Linked DNA regions of Homo sapiens: region 1 is linked to region 2. The links are chromatin contacts, found by Hi-C or POLR2A ChIA-PET in ENCODE. All regions are on one chromosome and are shown on one strand. Each heading gives the region's core, a stretch centred on a gene start or an enhancer-like site at or near the end of the contact. The rest is flanking DNA. Distances are from core to core; before and after follow the strand shown. Region 1 holds the start of UCA1 (urothelial cancer associated 1). Region 2 holds the start of WIZ (WIZ zinc finger).

Region 1 (6,605 bases), core at 548-3,047, 380 kb before region 2:
AGCCACCAAACGGGCCATGAACTGGGCTGGATTTTCATCTTTACCTTGGGTGGCTTCTTAAAGCTTGTCATAATTAACAGCTTTGTATGCTGCCTTTTTCAGCCCTTCAGCTAGGCAAGAGACCATGTAATCTCGCCTAGCTATACCTGGGGAGCCTGTCTGGTATTCCCATCAAGGATCCTCTCAGGGAACTGCCCTGATGCCTTCTTGGAGGTCTGGCTCATGATGCCGGCGGGTGTTAGCGTGAGATTGGGCTAGGGTATAAACTCTTTCCTGCTCATCTGGGGAGAGGGTAGAGGTCAGGATGACATTTAGGTCACTGCAGGTTAAAGTGTAGGACTGAGTCAAATATTGGAATTCCTGTGTATATTTAGTGGGGTCTGATGAGAAAGAGCCCAGACGCTGACTGATTGGGAAAGGTCTGATAGAGAAAAAGGTATATGAACCTTTACTGTGCCCTCAGCTCCAGCCACCTCTCTATGAGGAAATTGTTGGGCAGGTGGGGGAGAGCTAGTCATGGAATGAAACTAAGCCTGACCAAGTTTGAGGAGGGGAGGTGATAGAAGAATTATAAGATGGGGGAGCGGAGGCTGAGGAAGAATTGGGACTTGATTCAGCCTGCCAAGGAGTGGCCTGGGGAGGGGGAGAGAGGTCAGAGGGGTCTGCAGAAAAGGGGGATTCAGGGGACTCTGAGGTTGGGGTAGAGACTGAAGGAACGGACGGGAGAGAAAGAAGAAAAATTTGGGATGAGTCACATTGGGAGCAGAGGCTTGGGAGGGAGCGAAGTGTAAAAAATGCCTGGACGCAAGGCACCTCAGACCATGTGCCCATTTTTTGACAAAAATGATCTAGGTCTTGTAGGATGGAGAAATCAAAAGTGCCGTTTTCTGGCCACTTGGAACCATTGTCAAGTTTATATTGCGGCCAAGCAGTATTGCAGAAGAAAATAAGACGTTTGAGTTTTATATCAGGTGTTAGTTTAAGAGAAGTTTTTAAGTACACAGGCTAAGGGGGAAGAGGGAGGAATGGAGGGCGGAAGATTGCCCAAAGTGAAGGAGGTAAGTTTAAAGAGAGAAGTAGAGACACGGAGAAGGGCGGGGGTGAGCAGCCAAAGCAGGCGTCCCCGCAAATGACTTGCCACCATGGGAATGTGGGTGAATGACCAAGGCAGGCATCCCCAAGGTGATCAGACACCAGTGGAATGTGGGTGAATAATTAGGCAGGCGTCCCCGCAGTGATTAGACACCAAGGGAAGACTGTCTTCCTGAGTCTGTGACCAGCGCCAGAGTTTTGGGTCCACGGATAAAATGTGTCTCCTTTGTCTCTACTAGAGAAGAAAAAGACTGGACAGGGAGATTGGAGGGTAGCGACAGAGGCTGGAGAAAAGAGTGAAGAGACCACTTACCCGATTTGAAATTGGTGAGATGTTCCTTGGGCTGGTCTGAGGACCCGAGGTCGCAGGTGGATCTCTTCACGGAATGAGGGCCAGGACAGGGGGCCGGTCTCACGAAGGAGTCCCCCTGGCCCAGATTTTGGCACCAAGTGTCAAGCATGTCCGTATAGAAGACCACCTAAACAGGCTTTGTGTGAGCAACAAGGCTGTTAATTCACTTGGGTGCAAGTGGGCTGAGTCTGAAAAGAGAGTCAGCGAAGGGAGATAGGAGAGGGGCAGCTTTATAGGGCTGGGGTAGGCTGTGGAAAGTTACAGTTAAAGGTGGTTATCTGTTGTCAGCAGAGGAGGGAGTCACAAGGTGCATGGTGGAGAGATGATGGGACTCATTGTCCAGAAGAATGTCACAGGGTCGATTGATCAGTTGGGGCAGGGCAGGAACACGTCATAATGGTGGAATGTCGTAAGGTGGGTTAATTAGTTAAGGCAGGAATTGGCTGTTTCACTTCCTTGTTTTTCAGCTGCTCCAGACTTCTTGGCTCCTGTAGGCCACCTGGACATATATGTGCAGGTCACAGGGGTTACAATGGCTGAGCTTCGGCTCAGAGGCCTGACAGTTCCCTTTTGGAAACGTTACAGGGTGATGTGACCTCAGCCCACCCTCTTATCTTTTCCTGGTCCTGGGTTTCAGAACTGCCTGGGGCTCATCTGAGATGCCCACAAGCTGCCGGGTCTCTTGGAGGGTCATGAATATCAGCTCCTGGGTCATTTCTTCCCAGAGGACAGCCTGAGATGTGCCTGTGGGGCCTCTCAGGGGAGCCGCCGGGTGCACCCCCTCCCCCTACCTCCCGGGAGGGAGGAGTCCCCTGGTATCTCCCTCCGTCATCTAAAAGGAAACCCCTTAGGACATTTAGCTTTTCTCACCCCAAGCCCAGTTTTCACTTCTTGGAAATACCTCTCTGGTCAGCCACTCAGATGCTGCTATTGAAGGGAAAAGACTGGAATGATCCCTGTCCTTTGAATCCTCTTAGCCTAGTGAAGGGAGAAAACTATGGCTAAGGACAGGAAAACCACCTTCACTGAGGTGACGCAAAAAGCTGAAACGCACACAATGCAGTGTCTTCTGGGAGGGTGGTCACTGAGTATATATGTGAGCAGCACAGGGTTTGGGGCATGTCTGAGGTTATATAGGATGACCTGATCTGACACTTGAGTCAGACTTGCCGGTATTCCAGTTTGCCCTACCCCTCCCTGGGTTTGTCACCTTGAAAATTTTTTTTTCACTTACTTACTTATAATAGAGTCAGGGTCTCACTACATTGCCTAGGCTGACCTCAAACTCCCGGGCTCAAGCGATCTTCCTGCCTCAAACTCCCAAAGTGCTGGGATTACAGGTGTGAGCCACTGCACCCAGCCTGAACCTCAGTTTTTAAAAAATTAAATATCAAATGGATTTTATTAGTAGAGTTTGATAGACAAGATAGAATATATCCAAGGAGGCAAGAAAGAGGTGTATTTCAGAAAAAAAAGAAAAAAGAAAAGAAATGTCTAGCCTTATATTTCATCCATTAATTTTTTTTTTTTTTGAGACAGAGTCTTGATCTGTTGCCCAGCCTGGAGTACAGTGGTGCCATCTCGGCTCACTGCAACCTCCGCCTCCCAGGTTCAAGTGATTCTCCTGCCTCAGCCTCCGGAGTAGCTGGGATTACAGGCACCTGCCACCACACCTGGCTAATTTTTGTATTTTTAGTAGAGATGGTGTTTCACCATGTTTGCCAGGCTGGTCTCGAACTTCTGACCTCAAATGATCCACCGGCTGGCCTCCCAAAGTGCTCGGATTACAGGCATGAGCCACCCATCATCCGATAAAGCTTTTAATTTACATTTTGTCTTACCCAGATGGCGTGTGATACATTTCTCATATTTGTTCTTTTCTTTTGGGTGATTTCAAATGGAATTCCAGGGCTTAGCCTTGAGAAGGCTACTGGGGCTGAGAATCTCAGCAAAGTAAGGAAAATCACTCTTCCATTATGGCTGCAGCGAAATGAATACATTTCCACAATAAAGTGTCATAGTTAAATTGGTAAATTACAAAGATTCATTAAAACATCCATTTTTCTCCTTTCCAGAGTGAGAACTTGTGACGGTGAATAACTCTTCTCTTTCCTGGTACCTGGACTTCAGAGATTAATACAAAACCCTGTGGGTCAGGACTTGGCAACACCAAGAAGCATTCAAATATAATGATTTATTCAACTGTGTATTGTCATGGAAATAATAATTAAATGGCACATCTTTGTTGTCTGAAAGGGATAGATACTTGTGCTTCTCTTGTTGAGCTATATAAAATACAAGCGCCTTACAATTTGTCTTCCCTGCCTATCTATATGGACACTGAGTTTGAGGGATTTTGTTGGTTTCTTCAAACGCTGAGTATTTTCTTTTAAAAGTAAGTGAATTATCTTGACTCGAGAGCCGAAACCCTCACACAGTGACTTCATGTTAAGGCGACTCTTGAAAAAGCATCTCAGCTGGGCGTGGTGGCTCACGCCTGTAATCCCAGCTCTTTGGGAGGCCAAGACGGGTAGATCACTTGAAGTCAGGAGTTCAAGACCAGCCTGAGTAACATGGCAAAACTCTGTCTCTACTAAAAATACAAAAATTAGCTGGGCGTGGTGGCAGAAACCTGTAATCCCAGCTACTCAGGAGGCTGAGGCAGGAGAATTGCTTGAATCCCAGGGCGGGCAGAGGTTGGAGTGACCTGAGATCACGACGTCACTGCCTCCAGCCTGGGCGATAGAGCAAGACTCAGTCTCAAAAAAAAAAAAAAAAAAAAAAAAAAGAAAGAAAAAGAAAAAACACCTCAAAGGTTAGGAATGATTCTTTCACAGGGAGGAGCAAACAAGATTAGAGAGAAGGTGATGGTGGTGGTGGTGGTGGTTGGCAGGGAGATGACAGAGACCAGAAGAAAGCTTTATCCTAAGGTCTGCCTCTTCTTCGGAGGGAAATAAAGAAGGCCTTGTATTTTGGCTAAGGGTGGGTTAAACATTTGCCTTAGGTTTAAAAAAAATTAAAACAAATTTAAAGATCTACTTAGCTTTTATTCGCAATTCCTGAACCGAAGAAGCATCCCATTCTATAAAATAGAATAAGAACTCCTGCTTTGTATAATGGAATAGGTGATTCTTGTAAGAGGAACAACAAAACAGAACAATTTAAAAAATCATTAGGTTCCTTTTTTGTAAGCGGCCTTATTATATATTATGCCAGCTCAGGTTGGCTGGGTTTTATTTTTGTTTTTTTTATTGGTTGCTGTGACTCTCCTGCTCTCAGGAAAAACTGGTGCATTTGAGGATTTGCCTCCTTCCTTAAAGGTTCAGTTTGATTATGTGGTACTTAGCCTGAGTGACTCCATTTTGGTTTGTTCTGGTCTGCTGGGGCCTAGTGCAGGAGCTCAGTCCAAAACAGTGGCCTCTCATAAGTTTTGTTTAACACTTTCTTCTAAGAGTTGTTTGGTTTGAGCTGGTCCCTTTAAGTCTTTAATCCATTTTTATTTCATTTTTCTATGTTATATAAATTATGGGTCCAACTTTATTTTTTCACATGTGGCTATCCAGTTTTCCCAGCACCATTTTTTAAAATAGAGCAGCCTTTTTCCATTGCATTATCTAAGCATTCTTGTCAAAAATCACTTTACCATATATATATGGGTATCTTTCTTGGCCCCTGTATCTATTCCAGTGATGTATATCTCTGTCTTTAGGCCAGTACCACACTGTTTTGATTCCTGTACCTTGGAGTATTTATTTGAGGATTGTTGCGTCAATAATCATAAGGGATATTTGCAAATCAAATATTGTATCATTGTCTTTATTGTCAGCACAATTTCAGGGCCTCAAGGAATAAACTAGGATATGTTCCTACCTCCTAAAGTTTTTGGAAGAGTTTGAGGAGAATTGGTGTTAATCTTCCTGAAGTGTTTGGTCTGTTTCATCGCTGAAACTGTATGGTGCTGGGCTTTTGTGAGTTGAGGGGTTTTGATTACTGCATCAATCTCCTTATTAGTTGTAGATCTGCTCCAATTTTTTCTTTCTTTTTTTTGAGACGGAGTCTTGCTCTGTCTCCCAGGCTGGAGTGCAGTGGTGCGATCTTGGCTCACTGCAAGCTCCGCCTCCAGGGTTCATGCCATTCTCCTGCCTCAGCCTCCCGAGTAGCTGGGACTACAGGCGCCCGACACCACGCCCAGCTAATTTTTTTGTATTTTTAGTAGAGACGGGGTTTCACCGTGTTAGCCAGGATAGTCTCGATGTCCTGACTTGTGATCCGCCTGCCTCAGCCTCCCGAAGTGCTGGGATTACAGGCATGAGCCACTGCGCCTGGCCCAATTTTTTCTTTCTTTATGACTTAGTCCTATGTTGTGTGTTTCTAGAAATATGCCAACTTCATCAATGTTGTTCAGCTTGTATGTGTGCCCGTAGTGACTTCGTAAATGTGGCATAAGGCATGCAGCTGTCTCACTTGTTTTCTGCTGTTGTAATACAGAAGCCCTCTTGAAGTGGCAGTAAGGTGTGGGGTGTGGGGAAGCATTCCATTGACCTATGCTTTGGCCTCATTTTTTGGAATCCTGTGTTTCTGGGTTGTAGCTTTCTTAAGTACTTCTCATTCTCACCCTTCCCTAGTTGTGGCAGGGAGATTGAAGTGGGTGGAATTGGGTATTTCTCTTGCTTCAGGAGGTCAGCTCTGCCAGCATCCCAGTTGGTAGGCTTTGGGAAATAGTTTCTTTTGAAGGCAGGAGATGTTAAGAAGAATAGCATTCTCTGGGCATATTTCAAAATGGCTAATCTTTCACATCTTCTGCCAAAAGCAGGAAGCAGTTTTTCTCTCATCTTCACTGGAAGAGCTGGTAGGATTTCTGGAGGTGCATGTCACTAATTAGTGGGGACCCCTTAGGTCTGGGCCTCCTGGCATTTTTAACTCTCAAATTGTCCACACTATCTCCAGCAATTCGTCAATTAAAATTTAGGTTTTCCTAAATTTTACTGCTTCCAAAGAGGTTTTTGCTTATTGGTTTCAGTTTTAGGAAATTATACGACTCTTTTATCAGTTGGGTTCATGGTATCCCATCCAAATTTCATATCCCATATGTTATCAAAGATCAAACTTTGTGAACAAACATTTCTAAGGATACAGAGTTTCAGGACTCCTAATGTTAAGT
Region 2 (6,344 bases), core at 3,396-5,895:
GTGCCTGACCTGACCCACCCAGCCTGGCCCTGATCCAGGTTCGGTGAGAAGGAGGCCTACATGGGCTTCATGAATAGCTTCCTGGAGGAACATGGACCAGCCATGCAATGCTTCCTGGACCAGGTAGCCATGGTGGATGTGGATGCTGCCCCCAGTGGTTACCAGGGCAGTGGTGATCTGGCCCTCCAGTTAGCTGTCCTGCATGCCCAGCTCTGTACAATTTTTGCTGAGCTTGACCAGGTATGGCCTGAACCCAGAGTAGGGAGGCAAGAAGGCTTGGGAGACTCTGACCCTGGAGACTTTGCTCAGTCTCTGTCCTGCATGCCTCACCAGACAACCCGAGACACCCTGGAACCACTGCCCACCATCCTGCGAGCCATTGAGGAGGGCCAGCCTGTGCTTGTGTCAGTGCCAATGCGTCTCCCACTGCCCCCGGCCCAGGTCCACTCCAGGTAACCTCAAGTCTGGTCTGGGGTCTGATGGGTGGGAACAGGAAGGAGCAGGGCTCAGACAGGGGTCAGAGGTGAAGTTGGATCATTGTGAGCAGAGGTCAAGCCCAGGGTCAGACGGGAATCACAGGTTATAGAAAGGGTTGGGTCAAAGGTCACAGTGTGTTTGAGGTCGGGGATGAGAGGAGAGGTTAGGGTGGAGAGATGTCAAGGGTCATAGAGAGGACAGTATTATAGTCAGAAGTCAAGGACAGGAGCCAGGCTCAGTGGCTCATGCCTGTAATCCCAGCACTTTGGGAGGCTGAGGCAGGAGGATCACTTGAGGCCAGGAACTTAAGACAAGCCTGGGCAACATAGGGAGACCCCATCTCTACCAAAAAAAAAAAAAATTACCTGGGTATAGTGGCATGTGCTGGTAGTCCTAGATATTTGGGAGGCTGAGGCTGGGGAATAGCTTGAGCTCCAGAATTCAAGGCTGCAGTGAGCTATGATCTAGCCACTGCACTCCAGCCTGGGCGACAGAGCAAGACCTTGTCTCAAAAAAAAAAAAGAAAGGACAAGTTCACGTGGGGGGTGAGGTCACTTCTGGTCAGGTCGGGATGGGGTCGTCTCAGGGGCCAGTGGAGGGTCTAAGATCCTCCATCCCACCCCTAGCCTCTCCGCAGGGGAGAAGCCCGGCTTCCTGGCCCCCCGGGACCTCCCCAAGCACACCCCTCTCATCTCCAAGAGCCAGTCTCTGCGCAGCGTTCGCCGCTCAGAGAGTTGGGCCCGGCCACGGCCGGACGAAGAGCGGCCCCTGCGGCGGCCCCGGCCGGTGCAGCGCACGCAGAGTGTCCCGGTCCGGCGTCCTGCCCGCCGCCGCCAATCTGCGGGGCCCTGGCCGCGACCCAAAGGCTCCCTGAGCATGGGACCAGCGCCCCGCGCCCGGCCTTGGACCCGGGACTCCGCCTCGCTGCCTCGGAAGCCGTCGGTACCCTGGCAGCGCCAAATGGACCAGCCGCAAGACCGAAACCAGGCACTGGGCACGCACCGACCTGTGAACAAGGTAAGGTCAGGCCCAGGTCCGCGCCTGGGGAGTGGGAACAGGGACGCGACTGGGGAAGACTGAAGGGCCAGGCAAGTCTGGGTTCAAGTACCCAGCTCGCTGTGCTGTGTGACCCCAGGCCTAGCCCGACCCTCTCTGAGCTTCAGTCTCCCCAGCTGTACCGCAGGAGGGATGTTCCCCAACTAGGCAGGCCGGTGATGACGCTGAGCGCTTGGGCCTGGGAGGTCAGGGTCTCCGGGGAGACACAGGGGCGGGACAACGGGTCAGATTACAGCTGCTCTCCCACCACAGTTGGCAGAGCTGCAGTGCGAGGTGGCCGCTCTGCGTGAGGAGCAGAAAGTGCTGTCCCGCCTCGTGGAGTCGCTGAGCACCCAAATCCGGGCCTTGACGGAGCAGCAGGAGCAGCTGCGGGGCCAGCTGCAGGATCTGGACTCCAGGCTCCGTGCTGGGTGAGCCCAGCCCTCTCCATTAGCTCCGCCCCCAGGTGGGCCCGATCCAATTAGATCTGACCAGGCCCTCCCCCCCCCCCCCAAACCACGCCTAGCACGGCCAAGCCCCACCCTGGCCCCGCCCCAATAAGTCTGTCCAGGCCCTGCCTCTTGGCAAGCCCCGCCCCCAGGTGGACCCACCCAACGAAGGTCGGCCTAGGACCCTGGCAGATTCTCTCATCCAGGCCCCACCCCTCCATCAGCCCCTCCCAACCTGGCTGGGCCGGGCACTGAGATATCTCAGCCTGGGCACTCCCTCCAGCTCAGTCACGACCCCACCCAGGACTGGCCAAACCCCACCTCCAAGGGATGATTGATAGGTCCTGTCATTCCAACCATTCCCGTCTCTGGTCCGACCCTTCTTCAAGCATATTTAGGCCCCGCCCCTCAGTCTGGACAAGCTCCGCCTCCACTCCAAGCTCCGCCCCCGGAGTCCCTGGCACTCCCACCAGGAGCTGGAAGGGACTTCCTTAGCCTCTGCCCTTCGCCCCAATCCCCCGACCCCCACAGGAGCTCAGAGTTTGATTCAGAGCACAACCTAACAAGCAATGAAGGGCACAGTCTGAAAAACCTGGTGAGATTGCCATCTGAGCCCTGGGGCAGGTCTGGGCGGTGGAGGAGCAAGGGTTGCGGTGCAGCCCTCTCCTGGTTTCTGAACCCCATCACCACTGCCTCCCCAGGAGCACCGCCTAAATGAGATGGAGAGAACTCAGGCTCAGCTGAGGGATGCTGTCCAGAGCCTGCAGCTTTCTCCAAGGACGCGGGGGTCTTGGAGTCAACCCCAGCCCCTCAAAGCACCCTGCCTCAATGGAGACACCACCTGAGCTGCCCATCCTGCCTCATCACACGTGGTCTGGGAGCAGAGAGATAGCCATCTTAGGGGGGGTGTCTGACTTTGCCTTAGCCCTACTTGGCCTACAGTGGGGAGTGGAGCTGCTGGTCCCAACCACTCTGGCAGTATGAAGTTGCCCAGTAAAATCTTGATTTCAGTGAAATTGGTGGTTTCTTTGCCCACTAAGAATTGCCAATTCTTAGGCATTTGCCCCGCAAGCCCTATTCATCTCTCCCAAATTCTCCCCTAATTAGAAGTCTCATGGAGAGGGCCATGTACACAAGTTCTCACCAGCTGTGTGACCTTAGACCTTCATTCTCTTAAGAGCCCGTTTTCTTATCTGTGAAATGGACGTAAAGTTCCCTACACAGTGAGAGGACCCATAGTTAAAGGCATTCGATAAAAGGTATTCACCATTGTTATAGGCAGCACCTGCTTCTCAATGAAGCATGGATTCCACCCCTGGCAACCTCCCAATCCCACAGTGAGAGCATCTTCCTAGGCCCTCCTCATGTCACGGAGGCCATGGGTCTGGGAGGCGGATAAAGGAAGGGGGTCAGGTGTGGAGATGGTTGGATACTGTGTATGAATGATTGGGTAAATGAGTCATTCAAATCATGGGTGAGTGGATGGGTGAGGGGTAGAGTGGGTGGAGCAAACGGCAGACGGATAGGTTAGCATTTGCTGGATGTTTGACCTGGTAGGTGAGTAGCTGGGTAGTTGGTTAACCAGGTTGGGTATGTCTGCCTAGAAAAGGCCTGGTTCATAGTAAGAAAAAATTTTTTTCAATGTTGTGATTATATATATCATATGTACATATGTTGAGGTCTCCTGAGACGCCTGAGAACTGGGCAGTGGAGAAACAATAATGAACTAGACAGGACTCCTGGCCTCATGGAACTTACATGTTAGTGGAGGGACCAAATCAACAGACAAACTGGTGGATGGATGTTTGGGGGGCTGGGCGGAAAGATGTGTGTGGGGATGGTTGGGTACTTGCTTGGTTGTATGGATAAATGAGTATTTACTTGGGTGCTGGATGAATGGGTGGGTAGATGGGAAGTGAATGGGTGGGTTGAGTGGGTGTTTGGGTGAATTAATAGGTGGTTGGAGGGGTGGGTGGATAGGTGATTAGTTCATTGGATAGGTAGATGAGTGATTGATAGATTGAGGAAGTGGATGAGATAGCTAGGTGGTTAGATATCTGGATACATGGTGGATAAGACAAGACAACAGGCCATGATGTGTGTCTGATGGGGTAGTCCTGGAAGCTGTGATCCTGGGAACTGGGTGGAGAAGGTGACTTAGGACTGAAGACCTAGGGCAACTCTAGGGACATGGAGGTGCTGAAGTCCAGTGTGGATGATTGGGAAGGAGGGAGTGAGCTTGTGGTTGGAAGGTAGCTGATGGGGGGCAGGGGACAAAAGGCTAAAAATTGGCTGGGTGGAGTCTTCAATGACCTATCAATGACCCATCAATGACCCATGGGGGAACTTCTCTGCACCCTCCCCACTCTTTTAGTGCTTTTAGCGAGCCTACCATTGGAAGTACCAGTGGGACGATAAGGAGCCATTGGGGTGTGGGACGACAAGGGTGTTGTCATGGTAACGGGGCCTCTCCCTGGACTCAGGCCGTGCGGGCCCTTTAAGGGTGACCCGCTTGGCCACTCCCAACATGGCGGCGCGCCCGCTGGCCGCCCCCCCCGGGGCGGCGAGGGGGGGGGGGGTGGGGTGGGGGGGGCGCCCCGGACCTCCCCATCATGGCGGCGCGGCGGGGCTGTCGCGCTGAGGTCACGGCGGCGCGCCGGGGGGGCGGGGCGGCGGGGGGAGCGATTTAAAGGGACAATGTCCCCCGAGCGGTGGAGGCGGCGGCGGCTGCGGAGGCCGCGGCACCGGCACCGGGAGCGGCAGCGGCGGTAGCGGCAGCGACGGCCGCACCAAGGAGGGGAGCTCCGAGCCCCGGCACCTGGCCGGCGGCGCCGCCTCCCCGGTGAGGCCCGGCCCGGCCTGGGGAGCCCGCGGGTGGGGCGGAGCCGTAGCGGGGCGGGGGAGGCCCCGGGCCGGGCCGGGCCAGGCGGGACCCCCCGGGGCGGGGGCGGGGGCGGGGCCTTCAGGGGCGGGGCCTGGCCGGGGGCGGGGCCGTGCAGGTGGGGGGAGGGGCGGGGGTCTTGGGGCAGGTGTCCCCCCTACCTCGGCGCGTCCCGCGGGGTCTCCTGCCCCGGGGTGCACGGGCGGAGGGCTCATCCCCCGGACCCTGGACCCCCGAGGAGTGGGCCCGCGCGGCGCAGCCCCCACCTCTGCGACCCCTGGGGGGCGTCCGGGTAGGAGCCCCCTCCCCACGCTGCCAAAGTGCTCCGAAGTTGCGGTCCCGCCCGTTCCCCGCGGGCAGTGCCCACCCAGTGGACAACCGCAGGTGCTTCCTCCGGGCCTGGGTAGGGACCCCCACCAAGACTGCCAGCCCACGGAGGAGCCCCCTGGGAATCCCCAGGCCCCCGAGGGCAGCGCCTGCAACCAGGCCTGGCGCCCCGGCCCCGCCCCGGTTGCCTGGGCCCGGCCTCCCCACCATCTCCCTGGGGAGGGCGCCTCATTCCTGCCCTTCACTTTCCGCCGTTACCTTGAAGGTATTTATAGGTAGAGAGGACAACCCCCGCTCCCCAGGGTCCTCATTTCTGGACCAGGAGCCCTATCGTTTTCTTTCGCCCGAGGACTAGAGCAATCTTGGTTGGGGGGTGGGGGGAATGGAGGAGCCCAAGCTGGGTATGCATGAGGGATAATGTTGGGGAGAAGCGAAAGGGTTAATGCTGGGGTCACTTGAGGCTGTGTGTGTGGAGGGGGGTGAAGGGGTTAATGCTGGAGAACCCTAAGGTCCTGTGTGGGGGAAGGGTTGGAGTGTGGGAAAAGTGCAGGGATCATTGGTATGGGACAACCCAATGGAGAAAAGTAAAGGGGTAATGATGGGAGACTCCTGACGGTGTATAGGATCAGAGTGTACAAGTGGCTGGGATTCTTGCCGAGGAAACGAAGGCATGGCAGTAGGATGTGCGTGTGCATGGATGTGAGGGCAGGACTGGGGAAAGTGCAGCTGTGTGTGAATGAAGGGAGGCGTCTGGAGAAATGGTAAGATTGATGGAAGAAGACCAGGTGGCTGAGTGTGCATGTGTCAATATGGGTAAACTGAGGCAGTGCAGGATCTGTATAAAGGGGAGGAGTTATTGATGGGGAGACGGAGGCATGCTGAGGGTAGGGGCCATTGGGATAGAAGGTGTGTGGAAAAGGTCTGAACACCATTAGCTCCCCTGGGCTGGGAGGTAAACTGAGGCAGTGAGCTGCAAAGTTGAGGACTGAGGTTTTGAGGGATGGGAAACTGAGGCAGATTCCCTTTCCTCCATCCCCTAAGCACTTCCTTCTCTCTATCCCCAGGCCCACAATGCCCCGCTGAGCCGGTGCAGCAGCTGAGTGGATCCAAGCAGAGAAAATCCGATGGAGGGGTCTCTGGCAGGCAGCCTGGCTGCACCAGATCGTCCCCAAGGC

What was found. A loop is a pair of places that touch in the nucleus more often than their neighbours do. ChIA-PET counts read pairs that join two places held with the same protein, here RNA polymerase II (POLR2A). Pooled maps may share reads with other maps.
Region 1: a map of sigmoid colon shows a loop between it and region 2 (2.4-fold over the local background). The contact joins the promoter of UCA1 here to the promoter of WIZ in region 2. A Hi-C loop is called at or near these places in 4 of 168 maps with a recorded cell type or tissue (CD8-positive, alpha-beta T cell, naive thymus-derived CD4-positive, alpha-beta T cell and sigmoid colon), 5 of 37 single-sample maps with no recorded cell type and 16 of 50 pooled maps. POLR2A ChIA-PET finds 5 or more read pairs at or near these places in 2 of 52 experiments (CD8-positive, alpha-beta T cell and activated naive CD4-positive, alpha-beta T cell).

The regions. Positions count from the first base shown.
Region 1 is chr19:15,824,139-15,830,743 of GRCh38, reverse strand. It overlaps UCA1 (urothelial cancer associated 1), which reads right to left and starts at 1,797. Exons shown (of 3, transcript NR_015379.3): 1 at 1,406-1,797. It overlaps LOC124900418 (collagen alpha-1(I) chain-like), which reads right to left and starts at 1,797. Exons shown (of 3, transcript XM_047439793.1): 1 at 1,406-1,797. RefSeq lists an enhancer at 1,354-2,553.
Region 2 is chr19:15,448,257-15,454,600 of GRCh38, reverse strand. WIZ (WIZ zinc finger) reads left to right here and starts at 4,645. Exons shown (of 13, transcript NM_001371589.1): 1 at 4,645-4,803; 2 at 6,234-6,344. The coding sequence starts at 6,294. It overlaps MIR1470 (microRNA 1470), which reads right to left and starts at 5,053; the gene lies at 4,993-5,053. It overlaps RASAL3 (RAS protein activator like 3), which reads left to right. Exons shown (of 18, transcript NM_022904.3): 13 at 39-240; 14 at 334-452; 15 at 1,104-1,494; 16 at 1,786-1,943; 17 at 2,493-2,556; 18 at 2,663-2,977. The coding sequence ends at 2,806. RefSeq lists an enhancer at 2,146-2,215 and silencers at 4,621-4,750, 4,801-4,920, 5,271-5,380.